Regions from separate parts of the Homo sapiens genome. Here region 2 is linked to region 1. Evidence: chromatin contacts called from ENCODE Hi-C data. All regions are on one chromosome and are shown on one strand. The core of a region is the stretch at or near the end of the contact, and the rest is flanking DNA. Distances in the headings are between cores, read along the strand shown. Region 1 holds the start of LIAS (lipoic acid synthetase). Region 2 holds the start of TMEM33 (transmembrane protein 33).

Region 1 (7,438 bases), core at 4,282-6,781:
AGTTCGAGGCTGCAGTGAGCTATGACTGTGCCACTGCACTCCAGCCTGGGTGACAGAGTGAGACCCCCATTTCTTAAAACAAAATAGAAACACAACTGAAAAATGGGATTCTAATATACAGTTTAGGGGGTACAGAGGGGTATTCAAAGATAATGCTAACGTTTTAATCTCAAACTGGAGGTATGAGGGTGTCTGTTGTGTTATTCTTTATAACTTACACAGTTTATAAGATACTTTTTTTTTTTTTTTTTGAAACAGGGTCTTGCTCTGTAGTCTAGGCTGGGACGCAGTGGCATGATCATGTCTTACTGCAGCCTCAACCTGTTGGGCTCAAGTGATCCTCCCACCTCAGCCTCCTCAGAAGTTGGGTATACAGGCAAGTGCCACCATGCCCAGCTAATTTTTAAAAACTTTTTTTTTGTATGGACAAGGTTTTACCATGTTGCCCAGCTGGTCTTGAACTCCTGGGTTCAAATGATCTGCCTGCCTTGGCCTCCCAAAATGCTGAGCTTACAGGCATGAGCCACTGCACCCGGCCTATGAAGATACTTTTATATCTATTCAATAATAAAAAAAGATGATTTTAAAAGACATAAAATATATGACAGATCAATGTACAGGTCTCTATGGATGTAAAAACAGAAAGCACAGCTCCTTCTTGTTGAATATGTTAAACAGAAAACACATAAAAAGCTAAGCAATCATGAATAATGTTTCCAAACATTGATAGGAGAGGTATCTCAAGGCAGCACGTGATTAACTATCACATAAATGAAAGAACCAATAATAGATTTATTCAGAGAAGGGTGAGATTACAACAGGTTGGATTATTCCATCAGGTTTTTTCTTAATATTTTTCATAAATGCAAATGTAATGAAAAATCTGACCAGAGATTCATAATGCACATTTTTAGGAGGAAGACACAAAATAGTCCCTTTCAGTTTCTAGACTAAAGCCATAGAGGTTGAGGCTGGCCCTACCATGATCGTGGCTGTGGCGGTGGCATATTCTCCACCTCCCCAACACTCTCCAATATTGGGACATCGAGCTTCCTCACATACCTGTATGCAAAAGGAAATGGAACACCATTAGGTTGACAATATCCACCAACTAAACAGTTGGTGACTGTGATTAGACATTTTAAACTTCTCATTGTTTACAACATATTTTTGAAGACATTCACTATTCAAAAATGCTGTTAAGACCAAGTGCGCTGGCTCATGCCTGTAATTCCAGCACTTTGGGAAGCTGAGGCAGGAGGATTGCTTGAGCCCAGGAGTCTGGAACCAGTCTGGGCAACATAGTGAAATCCTGCCTCTACAAAAAATCAAAGTTAGTCAGGCGTGGTAATGTGCACCTATACTCCCAGCTACTCAGAAGGCTGAGGAGAGAGGATCACTTGAGCCTGGGAGGTCAAGGCAATTGTACCACAGCACTCCAGCATAGACAACAGAGCAATGCCCTGTCTTCAAAAAAAAAAAAAAAAGGCTGTTAAACTGCCCAACTCTATATTAAGATTAGAGTGTAGTGAGCATGTCCTATAGAGGTGTACTCCCTTACATAATTATGTAAGAATGGACAGACTTGAATTTTTATTTTTTAAGATGGAGTCTCACTGTCGTCCAGGCTGGAGTGCAGTGGTGCCATCTCAGCTCACTGCAATCTCCACCTCCCAAGCTCAAGTGATTCTCCAGCCTCAGACTTCCAAGTAGCTGGGACTACAGGCTCACGCCACCACGCCCAGCTAATTTTTTTTGTATTTTATTAGAGACGGGGTTTCACCATGTTGGCCAGGCTGGTCTTGAACTCCTGACCTCAGGTGATCCTCCCACCTCGGCCTTCCGAAGTACTGGAATTATAGGTGTGAGCCACCGCACCTGGCCAAAATCCAATTTTTAAATTAAAAACTTTACGAATGTATATACTTCATATGTGCAAATAAAAAAGTCTGAAAGATTATATACTGAAGAGTTAAAGGTAAAGGAGTATGGTTTATATATGGCATTGCGTATGTGACATACCTTCATATTTAATTTTATATTCTTTCCAACAAATCATATATCTAATTTGCAATATAAAACAAACAAAGCCTTGTTTCCAAACTCGTAGGGCAAAAAATCTCTTTGTTTGCCGGAAAAATGATTCTAAATATATTTCCATTCCTGGTAGTAATGTATCACTTAACATATTTACTTTCTTTGCTATTATTTATATATTTATTAATAATTTTTAAGTTATATAAACGTAGAAACATGGCTTTTGGTGAAGAGGGATAGTTTACACTTTGACAACTTACTGTATGGAGATTTAAATTCCGCAAAGTATTTTTCAGTTTATTGTAATTTTTCCCCATGGGAATCTCTGTCTTTAGCCATGGAGGTAGTCTTAACCTAAGGAAAGCCAAACATAACTATCTATTAACAAATATGCTGCCAAATAATTACACAGCTTTGAAGTTAATTTCTTCTATTACAATTCCTAGTTAATAATTTTTTCTATAACCTTAGAATAACTCTTATAATTTCTGTCATAGGAGTAAGAACACAGAATCAAATTTAGCCTTGCTCAAACCACTTTAGAAAACACCAATAATGGCCGGATGTGGTGGCTCATGCCTGTAATCCCAGCACTTTGGGAGGCCGAGGTGGGCGGATCACAAGGTCAGGAGTTCGAGACTAGTTTGGCCAATATGGTGAAGCCCTGTCTCTACTAAAAATACAAAAATTAGCCGGGCGTGGTGGCAGGCGCCTGTAGTCCCAGCTACTTGGGAGGCTTAGGCAGAAGAATCCCTTGAACCCAGGAGGCGGAGCTTGCAGTGAGCCAAGATTGTGCCACTGCACTCCAACCTGGGTGACAGAGCAAGACTGTCTCAAGAACAAACAAACAAAAAGAAAACACCAATAATGGAGTGTAACAGGGCGCTATACTCACGTCTACCTTTTTTGCAAAGGCAGAGTTACACTATTCTAATAAGAGAATGAGCAAGTTTTCAAATATCTCATCCCTCATGAATGATACTGCCAAAAAGTACTCTACTTGTTTAGACTGAGGAAAGATCACAACTGTGCACTGTCTGCTCTACATTCTAGATTTTATAGTGGTTACTCAATGGAAAAAAGATCTAAAATTTGGACTGGAGACTGTGTATCCTTGGTTCTCCATGACTTCCATCCACTTGTGATATAGAAGGAGCAGGATTAAGTTATCTTTCAACTCAATCTACCTTCTACATAAAATTCCATCATTCTTTTAAATTAAGGCAAGGTATCCATAGGTCACATGTAAATTGACTAGGAGAAGCACAAGTTAGATCATCAACAGCTACTAACCCAGATCTAACAGACTAGTAGCAAAGCAGTAATCTTTACTCTGAAGAAGTTGGATGCTGGGTAGAAAATGGGGAGATGGCAGTGTAACATAGTAAGGGCAAGAGAAAAGAGAAAGATTCCAAAAATTTCATCTGCTTACTTGTTCTATCTAGTTCTGTTATCACATCTTTCTAATGATTTTTAGCTAAATTTAACAAGTCTGATATTAAAAACAGATTCTAGGGCTTGGTTATATCTGAAAATAATGCACAATAAAGGAACGGGACGTTAAAATTATCTCAAATTTTCAATTACCTTTCTCCTTTCTGGCGTTTTAGGTTTCCTTTATATTCATCCCAGGTGCTCCTGTCTGCAAGATCACCAGATACAAAATCTTGAAGGTCTGGTCCATTCTGTAGGAGTTCCTTTTTTTTATCTGGCAAGGAGCTTAACGGTCTGACTGGGCTGCAAAAATATCTCCCAAATACCTAAAGAAAGAGTTAATTATGACGTTTATTTAGTGGAGTCCGTAATAATTTAGTTTTAACCCATCATAACACCTAAACGGAAGGGTAAAGCCAAAAAAGTGATTCAGAAATTATGTCAAACTAGGAGCTCTAGTATTCTAGGGCATTAGAATATAAAAGATGACTGAAGGAACCAAACCTAAAAGAGAGTAAGAGTTGACTGTTTACTACTGAGTTTAGAATAGATTTGGAAATCTGTTTTTTTTTTTTTTTTTTTGAGACGGAGTCTTGCTCTGTTGCCCAGGCTGGAGTGCAGTGGCGCAATCTTGGCTCACCGCAAGCTCCGCCTCCCGGGTTCACGCCATTCTCCTGCCTCAGCCTCCTGAGTAGCTGGGACTACAGGCGCCCGCCACCACGCCCGGCTAATTTTTTTGTATTTTTAGTAGAGACAGGGTTTCACCATGTTAGCCAGGATGGTCTCGATCTCCTGACCTCAGGTGATCCACCTGCCTCGGCCTCCCAAAGTGCTGGGATTACAGGCGTAAGCCACCGCACCCGGCCCGAAAATCTCTGGAACTAACATATATCACACTTTCATGTACTCCACCTACCAGGAACTAGATGTTTGTCTTTCAACAAGATTGAACTGCAATAACTGAAGAAGGTGCCACAGTTTAAAACTGTTCTGGTCCTGACTTGAATCAGGGGCGTTTAAAGTGAAGTGTGCAATAAATCTCTCGAGCTTTGAATAATTGTTGAAACGTAGGTTAATAATGCCCAATTAGTTTCAGACAACTGGAAGGTTAAAACCAAGCCTAACGTTTTTACTTTCTTTTTCTTTTTTTTTTTTTGAGATGGAGTCTCGCTCTGTCGCCCAGGTTGGAGTGCAGTTGCGCGATCTCGGCTCACTGCAACCTCCGCCTCGCGGGTTCAAGCGATTCTCCTGCCTCAGCCTGGCGAGTAGCTGGGACTACAGGCGCACGCCACCACGCTCAGCTAATTTTTGTATTTTTAATAGAGGCGGGGTTTCACCATGTTGGCCAGGATGAACGTTTTTACTTTCTAGGTTACATTGTTTCTGTGTTTGAACGTGGCAGTCAAGAACATAAGAAATCATGGTATTCGGCTTTTACATCTGAACACAAACGTGTATGAGATAGCCAAAACACTACAAAATCCACGAGTCTGCACATGTATCTCAAAAGAACCTTCGACAACTCAAAGAGTGCCTGTTAGGGTGTTGCACGATTGCTACTGCACTTCTCAATGTCTGCCGCTGAAGCCTAGCGGACAGGTTTGTGTTCTCTGCGGCTAGAGTGGTGTCTCACACACAGTAAGAGTCCAAGACAGAATAGCTATGTGGGGTGCTCACTGCAGTGCTCCATAAATATAGGGTACAAACCACTCTAAGCAGAAAATAAGTCCTCGGTGCTGGCCCAGAGAGACTTGCAAACAAACTGATGCCAGAGACTCTATATCATGGGGCTGGCGGGATAATTACATGAGATTACACGAAAAACGTTTAAAACTGCCGTTGGCTAGTAGTAAATGTTCAGTAAATGCACTGGCCTTTATTATTGGGCATGGGCGCTCTGAAGGGATAGGATCCCCCCACCCCACGCCCAAACCCGTTCGCCCCGCCGCTCACCCGGGGCCCCAGGGTGCGGGCTGCATCCCCGCAGCGTAGAGACATTTCCTCTTTAGGACTAGCGCAGTGCAGGGGTTGAGGGATCGCTAACTCCCGGGAAAGGACAGGTCGAAATTACGTCGCTCCATTTATGACAAGCAGCCAAGCTGCTCCACGATTGGCTGCTTTAGCCTTACGTGCGTCGCGCACTCATGACGCAATACGCAGGCCCCTTACGCGATACAAGTACGTAATGACGACAGACGTTCTTTCTTTGCTGCGTCTACTGCGAGGTAAGGATGTTTCTGTGCTCGTGGGGGTACTGGGAATCTGAAACCATCTGCTCTGGGAAAGGCTGCGGCGCGGCTCCCACTCTCGGAACCTTGTCCTGTTTGTCCCCCAGCTCGGCAAGCGCCATATGAGCCTGGCGGCGCCAGATGCGAATCCTGTTGTGGGCTTTTTGGCCTATTCCCGCCCCTCAGTCTTGCCGGGATGGCACCGCCCGCATAGGACTTCCAGGGTTGGGCTGAGTGGGAGTTCGACTGCTGGGCCTCGTAATTCTCGCTTTGGGGCTGCTCCTTCCAGGCTGGGACACACTGGGGCCCGCTGTCGGTCTCCCGTCCTCCGACATCTTGTCTGGAACTTCCGCCTGGCAGTCTCCAGTAGGAGTGGAGCTCTGTGCGGCGTAGTTTGGTGGAAAAACGGGCCTTGCGTCGGCCTCACCCCCAGTGTTTGTGTTTCAGAATGAAGACTATTCTCAGCAATCAGACTGTCGACATTCCAGAAAATGGTATGAGACTTGATGTCTTTTACTTACATCTTTACTGCACGTTCCAAGCGTTGTGTGGCCTGACGAGTGTGTTCTCTCTTCTAGTCGACATTACTCTGAAGGGACGCACAGTTATCGTGAAGGGCCCCAGAGGAACCCTGCGGAGGGACTTCAATCACATCAATGTAGAACTCAGCCTTCTTGGAAAGAAAAAAAAGAGGGTGAGGGTTTTTCTTCTGATAATTCAGTTGCTCGTTGGAAGGTGGTTTATAACAGCATCACATTTGGTTGCTTTAACAATTTTCGAATTAAGGTTCAGTGCTTCAGCTTTAAATGTTGCTGTCCAGAATACCAGCCTGTTCAGTGAAATTGAAAAACCAGATTCTGAACACAGCCAATTATATAAAGCTCAAATGTAATAGTGGTCATCAGTGACACGTCTTAATGGTGTTAGAAGTTTGGTTTATTTTCCTAGTGATTGCTTTGTAAAAATCACAGGAACCGGCAGTAGGTCATTTAAACCTGATGATTTAATTTTCCAGAAGGGAAGTTTGTTGCAACTTCTACAAAGCTTAACTGTTGGGAGGTTTTATAGGTGGTTGGATTTTTCCAGTTGAAAACCATGTGCTTTGATAAGGGTTAATTCTAGAATCTTAAAGTAATTCGGTAAGTGGTCTGTTGTCTTTTAAGCCTGCATATTTCTGGAAAGAATACATTTTTTGTTCTGTTACAGCTCCGGGTTGACAAATGGTGGGGTAACAGAAAGGAACTGGCTACCGTTCGGACTATTTGTAGTCATGTACAGAACATGATCAAGGGTGTTACACTGGTAAGCAGATGTATCAGACTTCCTTGTTTTGGAAAGGGAGGTTTCTCAAACCTGTGCTTTATACAGCGTAAGTGTCTCTTTCAGAGAATGGGTCATGTATTTTATTTGGTGTAATACGCAAGAACTTGGCAAAAATAGGCATCTGTGGGTCTTTAAGCGATAGAGCTGAGAGCAAAGACCAGATGGGTACAACATGTTTGTTTTTTTCTGTTGTTGGGTTTTTTTTTTTTTTAATCAAGGCTGGGGTCTCGCTATTTTGTCCAGGCTGAGCTCAAGTGATCCTCCCACCTTGGCCTCCCATAGTACTGGGATTGCAGGCATGAGCCACCATGCATGGCTAGATGGGTACAACTTTTAAAAAGTAGGCTAATGATGAATTTTCATACCTTCCGAATTCTTTAAGATAGGAAATCTACAGTTGCAGTACTAGTTGGTAG
Region 2 (7,438 bases), core at 1,500-3,999, 2.5 Mb before region 1:
AAAAATCTCAAATCCGAATAGGTAGGTCTCAGAGCTGAGTAAAACATCACATAAAGCCAGTTGGGATTAAAGAAACCTTTTGAAGAAGAAATATAAAACCATGATAGTAGTAACAACTAAACTCATTCGCCTTGTAATCTGCCTACATGCACAAGGGCCTGGCATACTCTAGGTGCTCAAAATGTGGCTGACAGGTATTAAATGGCCACCTGCCTCTCTGATTACACCACTCTCTTTATCACCTCCATGTTCCCCCACAAGTCTTACCCTAGTTTCGGTGGTCCTAGATTAAACTTTCCTATACCATTTTCTTCCCCCATTTTTTTCCCATTCTATCTTTCCTTTGCTGCTTTCCCCCCAATACTTATGTCTATTACCACTAAAGCAGAATCTTAAAATGTGTTTTCTCATTAAAATGTATCTTATATTCAAAAGTGGCTTTTACATTTTTTGTCTAGGATCTTCGTAATTTTAACATTGAGATCCATATACATGGATATATAAACAAAAGTTTCACAAATATTTACCCTACTGTATATAATGGATTTTGACATTTTCTATTTAATTTTTTAAAAATAGCTGGTGTTTACACTAAACTGACTTCTCAACTCACTAATGGGTCTACCTGAAGTCTAAAAACACTGCTCTATGTAATTTAATTTCATTATCTTTTGAAAAAAAAATATAAAAAATTTGAGGGAAAAATCCAAGTACATTGTAAAATTCCAGGCTGTTTTATTTTATGTCTTTTTAACCCACATGTAGGTAATTTCAGAAATATGAAATACAACTTTGATTTATCATTAAATCCAGACTTACCGTACTGTGACTCCAATAAACTGAAATGATTAGCAGTAATCAAGTGAAGGATGAATCCAGCTTACTGTGCTCAGTTTCTCAACAAATATTATGACTGGGCACCACAGCTTGAAAGTTAGTTTTAGAACATTCTCCTTAAAATCTATTTGTTCAGGTTGTTTATTCTGCAATAAATCATTGAGCTATGCGTTTCATTTTGTACACACTTATGTATATTATACAATTTTAAAAGTTTAAGAAAGTCTATTGGTATACATTTTTTAAGAGTAAACTGTCCAACCATCAGGCAAAAAAAAAAAAAAATCACTAGATCTTTGGGTGAAAAATTGTTGAGGAGCAATATTCACACAGTGTCACAGTATCATGCCAAAGAACACTTTTTAATTAGAAAGGAAAAAAGGTATCTTTACAATGGAGAAACTGGTGGACACCACCTTAATCAAATAATCAAACAAATTCTGCAATGATGGGATAAATCAATGTAAAATGCTTCCTGATATATAATATAGATATACATATTAGATGTACCTATATATGCTGCAAAACATGTCTGGACTCTTGAAAACTATCAGTATCTTAAAAGACAAAAAAGGGGAGGAGAGGGCAGAACTGTTCTAGATTAAAAGGCAGTAAACAAGATATGGCCAGTAAATTGAATGCATGCTTTCTGAGATAGGGTCTCGCTCTGTCACCCCAGGCTGGAGCGCAAAAGCACAACCCACCTCAGCCTCCTGAGTAGCTGGGACTATGCTGGGACTATAGGAGCGCACCTCCACGACCGGCTAATTTATGTTTGTTTGTTTGTTTGTTTGTTTTGAGAGAAGGTTTTGCTCTATCACCCAGGCTGGAGTGCAGTGGCGCGATCTTGGCTCACGGCAGCTTCAACTTCTCGGGCGCAAGCGATCCACCCGCCTTGGCCTCCCAAAGTGCTGAGATTACAGGCGTGAGCCACCACGCCCCGCCTAATTTCTTTGATTTCTAGTAGAGATGAGGTCTCGCTATGTTTCCAAGGCTGGTCTCTAACTCCTGAACTCAAGCGATCCTCCCGCCTTGGACTCCCAAAGTTCTGGGCTTACAGGAGTGAGCCACTGCGCCAGCCCATCGATGCATGCTTTTTGACAGAATCCCAGATGAAGAGAAAGCAGCTTTAAAGGACAATTATGGAAATTTGCACATGGATTTTATATTAGGTAATATTTCCCAAATGTGGTAACTGCATTGTGGTCACACAGAATAATACTTAACTACTTATGGATTAAAAAGTAGAGGACAGCAATGCTCCGGGCACAAATAACTTGTTAGCTCCAGATCAGCATCTTAAAAAAATTACAAAAGCATAATGATATTTCTCTTCATAAAGAACAAAGTGAAGAAGAAAAAGACCACCGCTCTCCTCCCTTTGCATAATTTCTATATACGATTGTATAAACTAGGCAGAAACGTTCTTTGCCGGCACTCGTGTGCTCCACGTGGTGTGTGTCATGGATCATGTGTGTCATGGCACAATCTCATGCGGCATCTTTAACCTTGGGGCCTACGGTAAACAAAAGACCGAGGTGGGAGAAGAGGAAAGAAGGCCCAATTTCCATGGCATACAGGTGGGGGCCACCAGCTCCAGGTCAGCCTATTGTCGCTTCAGAAACAAACTTGTAGTTCCCTCCATATCTTCGCTCAGGACCTCCCCTCTCCCCGCTCCAACTTCCCCACCCCAACTCATTAATCCCATTCCTGAATGCACTGAGCTTCTGGAACGCCTCGGGACTCGCAACGCTTCCTGCTTCTTCCTAACTCTTGCAAATCAAGCCAGACTACCCTGCCCTCGCACTTACCACAGCGCCCGCCCCTTGGGGGCCGTTCGGGGTCGTATCTGCCATGGGGGCTCACACTAGCGTCTGCGACGCCGCAACCGCGAAGAGAGAAGAAAGGGGAGAGAAAACGTCAGCGCTGGGGCCAGGACCCGGGTACCGGCTTCCCTGCCTCGCGCCACACACAGGCCGGATGCACCCTGCCGGAACTCTGAGCCTCCACCAGGGAAGGGTCTCGCTCGCCTGGTGCAGCCGACTGGATCCAGGGCACCCGCAGCAGCCGGGAGGTACCTGTCCCGCACCGCCGAGATCAAAGCGGTGTTTCCAGAAAGACGGGAGCGAAGGTGGAGCTTCGGGGTGAAGCCCTAAAGAGCCAACCTACGCCGCCGGCTCCAGGTTATTGCCGAACCCGGAAGTGCTCCTTTCATTTCCGTGGGGAAGAGGCGGTGACAAAGAGGGGGAAACGGGAGCGGTGCCCAGAGGCATGACGGGAAGTGTGGTTTTTTTCTCCTAATTTGAGCCCCACCTGTCCTTCCGCCGATTGGCCCAGTGAGCTAAGAAATCAGGATGGGGGAGCAACTTTTGCATTAAATACAGCTCACAAATGATCTTTCCTGCCCATTCTCAAACCATGAAATTTCCGCACTTCCTGATATAGAGGCCTCAGAAACATCTTTGATTCCTTTCTCCAGGGGCTTACTAAGCCCGTTGGTTCTACGTCTATTATTAATTCTTTCAATAAGTATTTATGAGGCCTGCTATGTGACAGGCTCCATACTTGGCACGGCGGATAAAAAGAGGAATATGACACAGATTGCAAAAGAGAAACAAGTAAACGGAAATCAGAGCATAGTGATTGTGTAATATGTGTAGAGGCTGATTTAATCACAGGGAGCACAGAGGACGGTACCTAAATCAGAAGGGATCTGGGGAGGTTTCCTGGAAAAGGTAAGTCCGGGCCTTGATCTTGAACGACAAAAAGTTGGCTGAAAGTGTTACTGGTGTAGGGTGTCCAAGTTCTTGGCGTTTTGAACATAGAATTGGACAAAACGCACAAAGCAAGGAAAGAATAAAGCAACAAAAGCAGAGATTTGTTGAAAATGAAAGTACACTCCAGAGTGTGGGAGAGTGAGACAGCAGCTCAAGGGCCCTGGATACAGAGTCTTCTCGGGTCCAAATACCCCCTAGAGGTTTCCCATTGGCCACTTGGAGTTCACTTCATGTAAATGAAGTGGTGGCCCGCAATCAGTCTGAATGGTTGCGCAAAGCAACCAATCAGAGGCTGAAGAAGTTACAAAGTTACACTTCTATGCAAACGTCTGATTGGTTACAAAAAGCAACCAATCAGAGGTACTTTCAATTTCCCAAATCTGCGCAGAACAGGTTGGGGCTTGCAAAGGGAGTAGTATCTGGCCCTTTATTCACTTAAGCGTGGACAGTAAGGATTTTCCTTCAATTTAGTTCTAGGAAGTCAGCGAGAAAGGGCATTAGGTTCCCTACCGCCATACCATATTCTTCTGCCTTAAAACGGGAAGGGAACTCCATACAGAGTAACAGAAAGTGCAAGAAGTAACAGGACAGCGAGAGGACTAGTTGAGTGTGACCAGAATGATGGTACCAGTCAGGGGATTGTGAAAGATTTGCGCTAGAGAGGCAGGCAGGGGTGTACTGAGGAAAGGATCTGAACTTGACCCTGAAATCCAGAGAACCATGGAACAATTTTAATCAGAAGTGTGACATCCTGAGATTTAGAAAGTTCTCTCTGGCAACAGGGTGGAGGATGAACAGAGGGGCAAATTAAAAGTCAGGAAATTCGTTGTGAAGCCATTTATATATATATAAACTAAAAATAAAATCCTAAGTAAGGGGTCTGTCGACTGACTGGATAGATCCCTTTCTTGGCCAAGGGGACCCCAGCCATGATGGGACAGGAGATCAGACATGCCTCATTATACCCCCTCCCTTTTGTAGTTTAGACACAACTGACTAGCAACTACTTAGGCGTGGAAAGTTAGGGTTTTCCTTTCAAATTAGTTCTAGGAAGTCAGCCTATGTTTAACATGTTAATGTTACAATAAAGATCATAACATTGACAGAACAAACTCTTTGTGGGAATAGGATACCAAATTATAAACAGGACCTAAGGCCATGCCAGGCAAGGGTTAAGTCATGCACCCCCTACACTTAAAAAATAAACTATGTTCTACCACAAGAGGTTTTTTTTTTCCCTCTGGCAGCTAAACAACCACTGGCCTAGAGAGAAGCAATATTAAAACAATTACAACTAATCCAGCTCACAGACACTAACTGAACCCCTGCTATACCAACCATAGCTACAGCTTTGATTGCACAAGAGACTGATTTCAGTAACGTTCTCCAGATAAGACCACTGACCATAGGCTGGTTCTGGCCACTTTACAGAGGCCATGCACTTGTGTGCCTTCGTCTCTGCTTCACCTTTTGAGGTACAGAGCCTAACTGTAATACATTAAATATTAAGTCTCCACCCCAAGGTGAACACAGGTTGTATGTAACATGCATGTTGTTCCATACGCATGTATCAGGACTACTTTTATGAATATTCATAGCTCTTCCTGTAACCTGTTGAATATGTATGTTTAGCCAACCTATTCAGCATAAAGCTCCTACCCCAGCTCCTCTTCCTTTAAAGTGCCTGTCTCTGGTCCTTGCTGGAGGCTGTGCTTCCCAGCCCATGAGAGGGCCACCTTGCAGGCTGTATCTCCTTATAAGAAATAAAGTCTCCTTTTCTGAACATATAGATCTTGTGAGTTTTAAGTTAACACATACGTGTAGGAAAGAAGTGATGAGATTCTGGATTGAGGCAGTGTTGTTGGGGAAAAGAAGAGGAAAGATGACTTGGAGGTGGCTTCTAAGATGTGGTGACTAACTAGGTATGGGTGTGTAGGAAGGGGAATGCCATCTGCTGAGACCTGAAGAAGTGTAGAAAAAAATGCATGAGAAGAGCAGTAGATTGAGAATCAAATATGAAGGGGCTAGGGAGAGGGAGTGGACTGGGGACCCACGGGAAAGCTGGCACCCTGTCGGAAAACCATGAGACTGTAATGCTCTTCCTCTGTCAGATGTGTGGTTATCCTCTAGTATCCATGGGCAGACCAGGTGCTAGTCAGATGCAGCCGAGAAATCAAATGGGGTTCTCTTGAAACAGTACAAACCTCTTTTTCTAAGGCCACTGCCCAAGTTCAGGTCCTTCAGATCTCTAGCCTGGATTACTCATCCTCCTAGCTGAGCTAAAATGCCACCTCCTCTGCACTCTTCCCATATCATTTACTCCATATTTTTATAGCAGTTACATTTTTTAACATTTCTTAGAATTATATGTCTCCTTGCCAGTGTGTGTGTTTGTGTGTGTCTATGGCAGTCAACTCAGGCTGTCATAACGAAATACCATAAAGTGGGTAGCATAAGCAACACAAATTTGTTTTCTCACAGTTCTGGAGACTGAGAGGTTTAAGATTAAGGTGCCAACAAGGTAAGTTTCATTTTAGCCGCTGGCAGCTGCCATTTTCTGTGTGCTCAATTTAGGAGGAGGTAAATGATCTCTGTCTTCCTCTCTTCCCCTTCTTATAAGGTCGCCAGTTCTATCGGATTAGGACCCCATCCTTATAACTTAAGTTAGCCTTAATTACTTCCTAAAGATCCTGTTTCCAAATATATACAGTCACATGAGGGTTAGGGTCTTGACATATGAATTTTGAGGGACACAATTCAGTCCATAGCTATATATATTTTATATATATGTATGTAAGTACATATTTTTTTACTGATTTAAAGGATCATCTTATTACAAAAATATTAAAATACAAAATGTTCTCTATTGTAAATTCCATATAGCTAATTAATCTCACAGATACTTCTTTTGATTTTGCTGAACTCTTATATCCATAGCAATATACAGTTGCCATTGATGAATGAGTGTAATTTCATGAATGTTTCTTGATATTTTTGTTAAAGAGTAAAATGAAAGTGAAACAACTAAGACACATATCTTCAACTTTGCATATTAAAATAATTGCAAGTTTACTCTCCTAAGTAGTTGTATTTAGTGTATGAGAATAGCCCTAATCCCTGCCAAAATTTGCTATTTTTAGTTCTTACCAAGATTAGGTATATAAAATGGTATGTCATTTTTTCAATTTGCATTTTCGTGAGTAGTAGTGAGGCTTAGCATCTTTTCACAACTTTATTGGCCATTCAGATTTTCTCTCCTGTTGGCTTTTTTTTTTGAGACACAGTCTTGAGCTGTCGCCCAGGCAGGAGTGCAATGGCGCAGTCTCGACTTGCTGCAGCCTCCACCTCCCAGGTTCAAATGATTATCCTGCCTCAGCCTCCTAAGTAGCTGGGATTACAGGTGCCTGCTACCACGCTGGGCTAATTTTTTGTATTTTTAGTAGAGATGGGGTTTCAGTATGTTGGCCAGGCTGGTCTCAAACTCCAGACCTCGTGATCTACCCGCCTCAGCCTCCCAAAGTGCTGGGATTATAGGCGTGAGCCGCTGTGCCTGGCCTCTGTTGCCTCTTTTCTATTGAGCTGTTTGTCTTTTGTTGTGGTCCATTATTATTGATTTGTCGGCATTTTAAAAAGTTTTGTTAAAATTGTGTTTTGATACTAGTTTTTTGTTATATTGTTACTGGTAGAGGGTCTTGACTGCAAGTTGTCCAGATTCTTGGCATTTTGAACAAAGAATTGGACAAAACGCCCAGCAAAACAAAGAAAGAATGAAGCAATGAAAGAACAAAAGCAGGGATTTGTTGAAAACGAAAGTATACTACACA

Evidence for each region. A loop is a pair of places that touch in the nucleus more often than their neighbours do. Pooled maps may share reads with other maps.
Region 2: a map of CD8-positive, alpha-beta T cell shows a loop between it and region 1 (8-fold over the local background). The contact joins the promoter of TMEM33 here to the promoter of LIAS in region 1. A Hi-C loop is called at or near these places in 2 of 168 maps with a recorded cell type or tissue (CD8-positive, alpha-beta T cell and sigmoid colon) and 8 of 50 pooled maps.

Annotation. Positions count from the first base shown.
Region 1 is chr4:39,457,149-39,464,586 of GRCh38, reverse strand. LIAS (lipoic acid synthetase) reads right to left here and starts at 5,531. Exons shown (of 11, transcript NM_006859.4): 1 at 5,425-5,531; 2 at 3,625-3,797; 3 at 2,298-2,391; 4 at 982-1,062. The coding sequence starts at 5,469. RPL9 (ribosomal protein L9) reads left to right here and starts at 5,665. Exons shown (of 8, transcript NM_000661.5): 1 at 5,665-5,696; 2 at 6,147-6,193; 3 at 6,278-6,393; 4 at 6,906-7,001. The coding sequence starts at 6,148. RefSeq lists enhancers at 5,004-5,053, 5,424-5,718, 5,914-6,664 and a silencer at 5,434-5,483.
Region 2 is chr4:41,930,740-41,938,177 of GRCh38, reverse strand. It overlaps TMEM33 (transmembrane protein 33), which reads right to left and starts at 2,749. Exons shown (of 7, transcript NM_018126.3): 1 at 2,649-2,749. The coding sequence starts at 2,693. LOC105374426 (a long non-coding RNA gene) reads left to right here and starts at 3,503. Exons shown (of 3, transcript NR_188374.1): 1 at 3,503-3,572. RefSeq lists enhancers at 2,360-2,429, 2,440-2,489, 2,730-2,909.